Linked DNA regions of Homo sapiens: region 1 is linked to region 2. A link is a loop called in an ENCODE intact Hi-C map of the cell type or tissue named here. Cell type or tissue: PC-9. All regions are shown on one strand. Links, peaks and the distances in the headings refer to the core of each region. The heading gives the core; the rest is flanking DNA. Region 1 overlaps PDIA4 (protein disulfide isomerase family A member 4). Region 2 has its middle 25 kb from the start of ZNF786.

What was found. Hi-C counts contacts between places; a loop is a spot of excess contacts. Peaks named below come from ENCODE experiments on the same cell type or tissue, not always from the same donor. Only the 100,000 strongest peaks of a DNase experiment are listed, where the experiment ranks them.
Region 1: a loop joins it to region 2, with 4 times the contacts of the local background. A loop is called at or near these places in 87 of 110 quality-filtered maps.

The regions. Positions count from the first base shown.
Region 1 is chr7:149,003,600-149,008,968 of GRCh38, forward strand. It overlaps PDIA4 (protein disulfide isomerase family A member 4), which reads right to left. Exons shown (of 10, transcript NM_004911.5): 7 at 4,560-4,711; 8 at 2,298-2,454; 9 at 1,542-1,775; 10 at 1-610. The coding sequence ends at 195. Among named protein-coding and RNA genes, the nearest start is that of GHET1, 19 kb to the left of the region's middle. In PC-9, for the core only: CTCF peaks have their summits at 2,357 (motif pointing right), 2,557 and 4,112 (motif pointing left); no DNase peak of the experiment used is centred there.
Region 2 is chr7:149,063,480-149,068,783 of GRCh38, forward strand. No RefSeq gene overlaps it. Among named protein-coding and RNA genes, the nearest start is that of ZNF786, 25 kb to the right of the region's middle. RefSeq lists an enhancer at 1,826-2,708 and a silencer at 2,198-2,427. In PC-9, for the core only: CTCF peaks have their summits at 2,522 (motif pointing left) and 4,606 (motif pointing right); DNase peaks (open chromatin) are centred at 1,792 and 2,502; H3K4me3 peaks cover 1,638 bases; H3K27ac peaks cover 1,545 bases.

The sequences.
Region 1 (5,369 bases), core at 49-5,048, 60 kb before region 2:
TGGACTAAACTATTCAGTCATTCATGGTTATTCAGTATTCAGAGCATGAAGTGAAACACCAAAGTATAAAAAATTAAAAAAAAAAAAAAAGGAATCCGAGATACTGTCGTTTGTTGCCGGCCTCGGCGTGGACGCCCCGACCATGGGCCACGCAGGGCGTCTGCCTCCTCCCACCTTCCGCAGACCTCAGGCCTTCAAAGCTCTTCCTTGGTCCTGCTCAGTTTTGTGGCATGTTCTTCTATAAACTTGCTCAAATGCTCCAGATCTCTGTCTCCACCCTCAAATTTAACTGGGTTCTTTTTGTCCCCACTGGGGGCGAAGTAGATGGTGGGGAAGCCCTCCACCTTATAGCGGTCGCTGGGGACGTCGTTGGCAGTGGCGTCCATCTTGGCGATGACCAGGCCCTTTTGGCCCTTGTACTTCTTGGCCAGGCTGTTGTACACGGGCTCTAGCTGCTTGCAGTGCCCGCACCATGGCGCGTAGAACTCGATGAGGACGTCCTTCTTGGGGTCCATCACAATGGAGTCAAAGGTCTTTCCCACCACGACCTTGACGGGTCCCTTGTTGTTCTTGGGCACTGGCTGGGATTTGATGACTGGCTTCAGTTTTCCTGCCAAGGAAAGCAAGGCGGGAGGGGGCGTCAGTGCTGCAAAGGCCAAAGATTCTGGGGGCTCTCTCTGGACCAGGCAGTGAGGTTGGTGTGGCCACCAGACGGGCCAGTCACACAGGAAGAGCCCACTACTGTAGAAAGTAGTAGCTGCTACTCTCTACTCTCTGTCCTTGCAAAGGCCAGAGAGGTTGCAGGTGGCTCCAGCCCAGACCTAATGGGCCATCGGGTCCTGTCAGAGAGGCCATCACAAGAGTCACTGCCCAGGCAGAGGAGTTCCCGTAAGCACTGGCACTGAGGGCCCGGGAGCCATGGGGGGGAGGTGCCAGGACAACCCACAGACATCGGAACAGCATGGCCTGCCCACAAAATGTGGCCAGCGCTGGGGGCCTGGGGCCATGTGCTCAGCCAAGATCAACAGGCTCTGTTTAAAGCTGTACAGCAAGGTGGCCGAGGGTGAAGAGGCTCTGAGTCAGGCTCTGAAGCCACAAGGGGTGTTCAGCACACCCAGACTTTGCCCTGTCTGGGCTCCATCTTCAGATGCCCCCTCTGCACACCCCGGCCCTAGTCTGGAATTTTAGCACATCAGCGCTGGAAATGTGCTAAGGCCGCTGAGTGATGCTAGGTAAGCCCTGAGATGGACTCCGAATCTTGCTTTTGCTTTCAAAGTAAACACTGGGAGAACTGCCAAGAAGAAAATAGTAACACTTGCAAATCCTTCTTCTAAGCTATTCTGGTGCCTTGGAGTTTGGGGTCACACCCGACATTTCTCTGGACGAGAAGTCAGAGTCCCTCGGGGGTGAGAGAGGACTGCTGGCTGACTTAAGGGGGTGTCGTGCCCGTGGCCAGAGCACCAGACGCCCCTGGCCTGTCTGGATTCCGCACGAGGAGCACAGCAGCTGATGGGAGACCCCAGCCCCAGCCACGGGCTCACCTTTTTTGAAAGCAGTGACAAACTCGCGGAGGGTGTCAGAGTCAAACTCCTCTGGCTCCATGGCGAACTTCTTCCCACTCTCGTCCAGGATGGCGGCATTGACATCCTCCCCACTCTCGCTGAGCCCCAGGTCCTTCACCTCCCCAGCATAGTCCTCTTCGTCCGCAATGGCAAAGGTGTACTCAGGGAAGTCCTTGGCCACCTCTAGGACTTTGCTCCGCCAAAACTGAGTTGCTGAAAGGGACCAAGGGCCATAAGCCAGGCGGCCACACAGAGCAAGTCCCAGCTCAGACTCTGAGGTCAGGCTTCAGGTCCTGTCGCTAATATTCTGACAATGCTCAAACCCTGGATTTACCTCAATTGGAGGGAAACATGTTTCTGGAAAAGCCCCACTTGTCACGGGGGCCACAGCTGCAAGCCCAACAGGCCCTTAAGACCTGTGCCCAGGTGGCACGGCCACGCCTGCCTGGGGCCAGGGCTGGTCTAGTCCCAGCTCTGCAGCCTCTGAACTCCTCCAAGTCTCAGCTACGTCAACTCTAAGAGGGTTCTGCACCTGAATCTAAGCTCCCATCCTGCTAAAAAGGGAAGCCATCAATTAAAAAATATACCTGAGCCACCAACGTGCAAGGGCCCCAGGCTGGGATTTCTGAGTGAGCCATGTACATACAGCCACACCTCCCCTCAACACTCCACCTTGCCTGAAAGAACGAGTCCCCCCACCCCCCACCCCCGCAGGTCTTGGTGGGGGTCCCTCACCAGCTCTGTAATCAAAGCTGAAGTCCACACTGTAGTAGACGACCACCAGGGGGCGCCTGGTGTAGCGCTTAGCATCGTTTGACACCTTGCGGTGGCCAACCAGGGGCAGGGCGTACTTCAGCACGAAGTCCTTGATGGCCGAGTCCTGGGTGGAGCCCTGCTTCAAAGAGGGAACAGGTGAGGGGGCCCACCATCTCCCCACCATTGTTCTTGAGTACAATGTTTGAGGGACTTTGGGGGAGTGGCGACTTTGAAGGGGATCAGTCTTAGGAGGCAAAACACCCCAGGGCTCGACCCCACTCAAGCACAGCCCAGTCATTCCCTACCGTCTTTTGGGGCTCCTTTCCCTCCAGTGAACCGTAGGTGGCTTCTTGGGAAAAGGCAAACACCTTGGCCCTTTCCTTGGGGGTGTAGGCTCACTAACCCCACAAAGAGACCACTCAAGGTAGGCCTGGCTCTTGGCAGACAGGAAGGGTTATCACGGGCTGGGCTGTGTGGAACTTTCCACCTTCAGCTTGTGCGGTCTTCACGCAGGAGGTCCTGAGGGCTCACACTTCACAACGACTGGAGTCCCTCACAGACATCGCCCTCCAGGGGTGGGCAGAGCAAGGTCAGCCACCTGCCCAAGGCTGCGCAGCCAGCAAGTGGTGGGTGGGCCTGTGAGCCCAAGGGTTTCCGTGGGGATGGGATACTCAGGGAGGGGTCCTTGTGTGGCACTGAAGGACAAGAGGGCCCCGCTGGTGAGAAGGGAGCAGAAGGCACTCAGGGAGGCAGCAGAGACTGAGGCAGGGCACGAGGCACAAACAGGATCTGGCGTGACAGCACTGGAGGGTGGGATGTGCTGAAAAGGTGGGTAAGGAGGGCCTGGGAGGCCATGCTAAGGCACAGATAATCCAACTATCTCCCAGGTGGCAGGAGGCCGTGGAGTCTTTAACCATGACATGGCGCTGCGTGCACTTCACTCAGCAGGGAAACGCCAGAAGAACTGGGAGCAGCAGCAATGTGCCCAACAGACAAGACTGCATAGATCTTGAAGCGTCTACTGAAAGCTACAGACCCCTTTCCTGGAATATGCACTCACACACAGAGCTGTGTCCGATTCTCGGGATCAATGGCCCCCCAAGCTCATCAGGACCCCTCTTTGGGCCCAGGATCTTATCTCTGGATGGAAGGAAGTGAAGCTGGGGGGAGGGGTCGCAGCAGCCACTATGAGTCCAGGGAAGAGGAGAGTTGCCCTGAGCTTCAAGTTGGCAGAGAAACAGATGGGATGGACACACAGACCTTGAGAAAGAGGGACAGGACTAAAAACTGAGGAAGGAAACAGAGGACATGGGGACCAGAAAGATTCAGGGTGGTTCTCTCCAAGGTACTGCCATGTTCTGGTGCAGGCCCCCGGGATTCCTGTCCTGTCACACCCCCTGCTCCAGGTCCCATGAGAGCCCACAGCCCAAACAGCCAGGGTCCTGACACTATGGGCCAGTAGGACCTGGAAAGGCCCCTTCACCCCAATCTCAGCTCTGCTTCCCACCAGGAGCTGTGGGGTCTGGGGTGGGGGGTAGAGCTCACTTCTCTGCAGCCCAATCTCTGTTAAACCAAAGCTTCAAACTCGACATCTAAGATCCTTCCAAATCTGAGATCTACTCACCGAAGTGCAGGGCCCCTTCTAAAGCACTCAGAAGGCTGAACTGGCCCCAGGTTCCCCTTGGGCTGGGAACTCCCACTGCCCCTCTAGGGCTGAGTGTGTCACACTCTAGGAGGATGAAGTGCAGGGGTGCAGTAATGGAAAGAAAGGCAAAATCCACCCACCAAGGTCAACAGCTCCCTCTGGTGAACAGACAGGGATGCTGTCCCTCTGTAGCCCCCAGCTGGAGCTGCCCGAACAAACACGACTTGGCCTCAACGGAGCACCATGTGCTGGCCCAGGCCAAACCCACAGTGGAACAGGCACTGGAGGGAGACTGGTGATTGCCTGCCAGGAGGGACAAAGGGTGGCAGCAACTGTTCTGGCAAAACCAAGTGGAGCTCTGCCCAGCCCCAGGACCTGCCAGGTGTGCGGGAGCCCCAGCCCTGTCCCTCCGGCAAAGAGAGACCACAGGCCGCCTGCAGAAAACCTGTGGGGTGGGGAGAACGGGCTGGAAAAGGAGTTCCAGACCCTGCAGACAAGAGCGAAACCTCCACGTTTGAAACCTCAGAGGTGGCTCAAAGCAGAGTCCTCATGCCTGCGGGGTGTCCAGGGCTGGCATGGCAGAGGGGCCCGCTTACCTGGACGTCCATCATGTGGCTCCGGGGCTCATACTTGGACTGGAATTTCTCAGGCTGCATTACAACCAACTGCCCCTGGGAGACTTTCAAGAACTTTGCTATTTCTGTGCTGAAAGTGTGGTGAAATTTGTAATCTTCTCTCAGGTTGTTAGCTGAAACGTTAACAGAATAAGATGTAATTTTGAAAATTGCCTAAATGTCTGAGATTTAATTCGTTACCCACATCAGCCAAAGCAAATGTTCTGAAAATGACCACTGTAGGCTGGGCGCGGTGGCTCACGCCTGTAATCCCAGCACACTTTGGGAAGCCCAGGCAGGTGGATCACTTGAGGTTAGGAGTTTGAGACCAGCCTGGCCAACATGGTGAATCCCTGTCTCTACTAAAAACACAAACATTAGCCGGGTGTGGTGATGCAAGCCTGTAGTCCCAACTACTTGGGAGGCTGAGGCGCAAGAATTGCTTGAACTGGGGAGGTGAGGTGGACGTTGTAGTGAGCCGAGATCACGCCACTGTGTACTTTCAGCCTGGGCGACAGAGTGAGACTGTCTTTAAAAAGAAAAAAAAAAAAGAAAAAGAAAAGAAAAAAAGTCACCACCAAAAATTGTGTGGACAATTCCTATAACTTAAACACTTGAAAGGAGGTTCGTTTTTAAAAACTTGGTACAAGGTATAACGTCTAAATCCTGGCCGGCCACAGTGGCTCACGCCTGTAATCTCAGCACTTTGTGAGGCTGAGGCAGGAGGACTGCTTAAGCCCAGGAGTTAGTTCATTTATTATTTATTTGAGACGGGGTCTTGCTCTGTCCCCC
Region 2 (5,304 bases), core at 305-5,304:
CTTGGAACCCCAAACACATTTCCTTTTGTCTCAGGGTGGCTTCACACCTGTCCTCATCAGTAATGTTTAAAAGCCCTTCTACCTTTGTTATATTGGGGAAGGAGTTAGGACACAAATCTTGAGAAGGCAGAATATTCATCATGTGAATTGACTTAGGCTTTAGTGACATAATTCCAGGAATAGACTTGTGATGATTTTGCTGTTCCTCTTTTCAAAAGTTAACCAGTGCTGCAAACAAAGCAGATTTATACCCTGACAGAGGTGGAATATTGAATACATAGGCCCTTGTTTTACAGGAATAGTTTGGGGAGACTCATAGAGAAGTCAATCATTGGAACTTCTGCAGACACTTATTTGTAACTGGAGAAACACAATCTGAAATAATTTGATTCAATTAAATGAACATTTGAGCAATTACCATAGGACATAGTTCTGTAAGCACCTAGCCTACTATACAGTCATATAATGTTATAGTACTGCGTGATAAAGTACACATTGAACTGTCTTCAACATTTTGAGATGTTAAAAACACCAAAAACACCTGTGTTTATAAGCAAAAAATAGTTACATCTGCAGACTTCCATAATTGGTACCATTTCTTTTTTTTGTTTGTTTGTTTTTCTTTTTTTTGAGACGGAGTCTGCCTCTGCCCCCAAGGCTGGAGTGCAGTGGCGCTATCTCGGCTCACTGCAAGCTCCGCCCCCCAGGTTCACGCCATTCTCTTGCCTCAGCCTCCCGAGTAGCTGGGACTACAGGCGCCCACCACCACGCCCGGCTAATTTTTTTTTTTTTGTATTTTTTAGTGGAGACGGAGTTTCACCGTGTTAGCCAGGATGGTCTCGATCTCCTGACCTCGTGATCCTCCTGCCTCGGCCTCCCAAAGTGCTGGGATTACAGGCGTGAGCCACCGCGCCCGGCCATAATTGGTACCATTTCACCAAAATAAAATTTAAAGTGACAGTTTGCTCCAATACAGCTATGAGAAATTATCTTCTTCAAAACATTTTGCACCAGAAAAGCAAAACATCACTTTCCCTAGAAGGTGACAAAGCAAATAAGGAAAATGCCCTTTAGTTTCCTAGTAATTAGAAAACAGAATAGAAGCTTGACTAGGCAGTCACTACCCCAGAGACGCAACACCATTAACATTAATAATACCACGCCTGTAATCCCAGCACTTTGGGAGGCCAAGGCAGGCGGGCACGTGGTCAGGAGTTCGAGACCAGCCTGGCCAATATGGTGAAACTCAGTCTCTACTAAAAATACAAAGCTTAGCCGGACATGGTGGTGCGTGCCTGTAGTCCCAGCAACTCAGGAGGCTGAGGCAGGAGAATCACTTGAACCTGAGAGGCGGAGGTTGCAGTGAGCCGAGATCGCGCCACTGCACTCCAGCCTGGGCAACTGAGTGATACTCCGTCTCACTCACACACACACACACTCGCCGGGGGGGGGGGGGGGTGGCGCACGCCTGTAATCCCAGCTACACACACACACACACACACACACACACACACACTAGCCGGGCGTGGTGGCGCACGCCTGTAATCCCAGCTGCTTGGGAAGCTGAGGCACGAGAATCGCTTGAACCCGGGAGGCGGAGGTTGCAGTCGGCTGACATGGCACCACTGCACTCCAGCCTGGGTGACAGAGCGAGACTCCGTCTTAAATAAATAAATAAAAAGAAAATGGAAGTGCCTAATATTGCAATTCAGCATTGTACTTTCACATGTGCCCTTTATGGGAATCCTTTTCTTTTCTCACCCGTAATTTCCTGTTCTTTCTCCCAATCTGCACCTCATCCAGCAGAGTCTCCGCCCACAAGCTGCGCTTAGGGAAGCAGGCACTCTCCGGAAACTCTGGACTGAGTAAAATCAATGGGTGCGTGCGGGACTCCTCCACTGATTCTTTGATTCCACAGCATTTGTACAGCACCCACGGGGGCCCCACACTAGGTGGGAAACGAAGATGAAAAGTCGCAGTCTCTGTTCCAAAGACCGCAGAGCCCAGGGCTGCGTTTCCTTCCCGGCCTTTTGTCCAGGCCCCAGGGAGCGAGCTGGGGGAAGGCTCCCCGGCCAGGGCTTCCCCACAGATTTTACTAGGTCAGGGCAGCCCCGGGGAGGCGCCTCCTCCCAGCCGGAACCGCCCGACTCCGCTTCGTCCTCTTGGGCCCACGGACCACTCCCCACTGCCCCAGCCCCAACACCTGCAGATCCTGCGAGCCCGAGCCCTCCCGCGACCGCCCAGAGAGGGTCTGACACCCGAAGGGGAACCCCAGGGACTAGTCCTGCCGTAGTCTAAGCTCTGGTCTCGCGGAGGAAAAGCAGGGGCGGCCCCCGTACGCGGGGCCTGCGCCCTTCAGCCCCAGCCCCACCCTGCGCGACCCCGGGATCTCGCTCGGCGGCGGCCGTTGCCCAGGGCACAGGCAGGGCATGCTGAGAACGCTCTGCCTTTCCTGTGCCTGGACACGGCTCGGGCTGGGATCCCACAGCGCCGCCTTCTGGCGGGAGGCACCCCCGCGGCGCTGTGCATTCTGGGCTCCCTGGATCTCTGAACTTGAATTGGAGCTGCTCCAAGCTCTCCAGAGATAACCTCCTTTAGGGTTACACGAGATTGCCTCTGAAATTGATAGGTATGTAAATTAGTAGGGATTTGGAGAATGTGTAACGTCGCCATTTTCGGTTTCAATTTTTGCTACTACAAGCCGCCTGTCTTCACAATGAAACTGTGTTATCGGCCGGGCGCGGTGGCTCATGCCTATAATCCCAGCACTTTAGGAGGCTGAGGCGGGCGGATCACCTGAGGTCAGGAGTTTGAGACCAGCCTGGCCAACATGGTGAAACCCCGTCTCTACTAAAAATACAAAAATTAGCCGGGCGTGGTGGCACGCGCCTGTAGTCCCAGCTACTCGGGTGGCTGAGGCGGGAGAATCACTTGAACCCAGGAGGTGAAGATTGCAGTGAGCCGAGATCGCACCACTGCACTCCAGCCTGAGCAACAGAGCAAGATTCCGTCTCAAAAAAAAAAAAAAAGAAAAAAGAAACTGTTATTAAATAAAATAATAGGAGTCCATTGGTTCGGACTCAGCTCCAGCACTAGGCTCCAAGAGACCACACCAAGATGGAGTTACTCATGCAAAAGTGCCACATCACCAAACAGGCCAGCATAAGGAAGACCCCTCTGCTTTTTTTTTTTTTTTTTTTTTTTGAGACAGAGTCTCACTCTGTCGGCCAGGCTGGAGTGAAGTGGCACAATCTTGGCTCACTGCAACCTCTGCTTCCCGGGCTCAAGCACTTCTCCTGCCTCAGCCTCCCAAGTAACTGGGATTACAGGGGTGTGTCACCACGCCCGGCTAATTCTTGTATTTTTAGTAGAGACGGGGGTTTCACCATGTTGGCCAGGCTGGTCTTGAACTCCTGACCTCAGGTAATCCACCTGCCTCGGCCTCCCAAAGTGCTGGGATTACAAGTGTGAGCCACCGTGCCCGGCCAGAAGACACCCCCTCTGCTTTAACCTTTAGAAGAAAAAAGTAACTTTGAAACAACCAACCCACTTTTAGTTTTCTGTTTCTGCTTTTCCCAAGCTTTTTCTGTCCATAAAACCAACCGCGGGCCGGGTGCAGTGGCTCACACCTATAATCCCAGCACTTTGGGAGGCCAAGGTGGGCAGATCACGAGATCAGGAGTTCGAGACCAGCCTGGCCATCCTGGTGAAACCCCCGTCTCTACTAAAAATACAAAAAATTAGCCAGGCATGGTGGCGCATACCTGTAATCCCAGCTACTTGGGAGGCTGAGGCAGAATTGCTTGAACCCAGGAGGTGGAGGTTGCAGTGAGCCAAGATAGCGCCACTGCTCTCCAGCCTGGGCGACAGAGGGAGACTCCTTCTTAAAAAAAAAAAAAAAAACCCGCCTTGGCTGGCTCATCCAAACACTTATTCTGTTTTTCTGTTTTTGTTTTTGAGACCGAGTTTCGCTCGTTGCCCAGGCTGGAGTGCAATGGCACGATCTCGGCTCACTGCAACCTCCGCCTCCCGGGTTCAAGCGATTCTCCCGCCTCAGCCTCCCGAGTAGCTGGAATTACAGGTTCGCATTGCCACACCCACCTAATTTTTTGTATTTTTAGTACAGACAGGGTTTCACCATGGCCAGGCTGGTCTTGAACTTCTGACCTCAGGTGATCTGCCCGCCTCGGCCTCTCAGAGTGCTGGGATTACAGGCGTGAGCCACCACGCCGGGCCACTTATTCTGTTTCATGGGATGAAGTGTTGCTCAATTCTAGAATACCAAATAAGCCAATTAAGATTTTTAAACTAAATGTGTTGTAATTTTGTCTTTTGACAGTGCCATTGTACAGGTGATTCACTACTCCACCACTCCACTCACCTACTCACAATGACGGTTTTCAACATTTCAGGAACGGTTTCTACCTTAGGCTCAGAGCAATTCCTACTTCTCCCTCATGAGGAATTGGAGGAGGTGGTGATAAAATTCTTCATCTGGTTGTGAGGTGGTATTTCACACAACTCCTTGATAAATATTGGAGGTGATACTGGATACAGGAAAACTTACAATAATCAGATTGTTACAGGTAGTTAGGCATCAACAGGGCAGCAGAGGGCTCTCTCCCGACCCACTAGAAATGTCAGGTGATGGTTCAGCAATTAACAAATTGCCTCTCTAAGAATGAGAATTCGGCAGCCAGGGAGAGACAATCTCTTGATGGTCCACACCTGTTAACATTAAAAGTGTTAATTGAATACAGCCCCCCAAGCAGCAGCTTCTTGGGCACCCGTGTTAAGAGACAAATGGCGAAGTATAGGCCGGGCACGGTGGCTCACACCTATAATCCCAGCACTTTGGGAGGCTGAGGTGGGTAGATCACCTGAGGTCAGGAGTTCAAGACCAGCCTGGCCCACATTTTATATTTTTTGTATTTTTAGTCTCTACTAAAAATACAAAAATAGGCATGGTGGCACGTGATGGCGTGCGCCTTTAGTCCCAGCTACTCAGGAGGTTGAGAAAGAAGGATCACTTGAGCTTGGGAGGTGGAGGATACAGCGAGCTAAGATCATGGCACTGTACTCCAGGCTGGCTGACAGAGACTCCAAAAAAAAAAAAAAAAAGAAAAGAAAGGCCGGCACCGTGGCTCATGCCTGTAATCCCAGCACTTTGGGAGGCTGAGGCGGGCGGATCACGAGGTCAAGAGATCGAGACCATCCTGGCTAACACGGTGAAACTCTGTCTCTACTAAAAATACAAAAAATTAGCTGGGCGTGGTGGCGGGCGCCTGTGGTCCCAGCTACTTG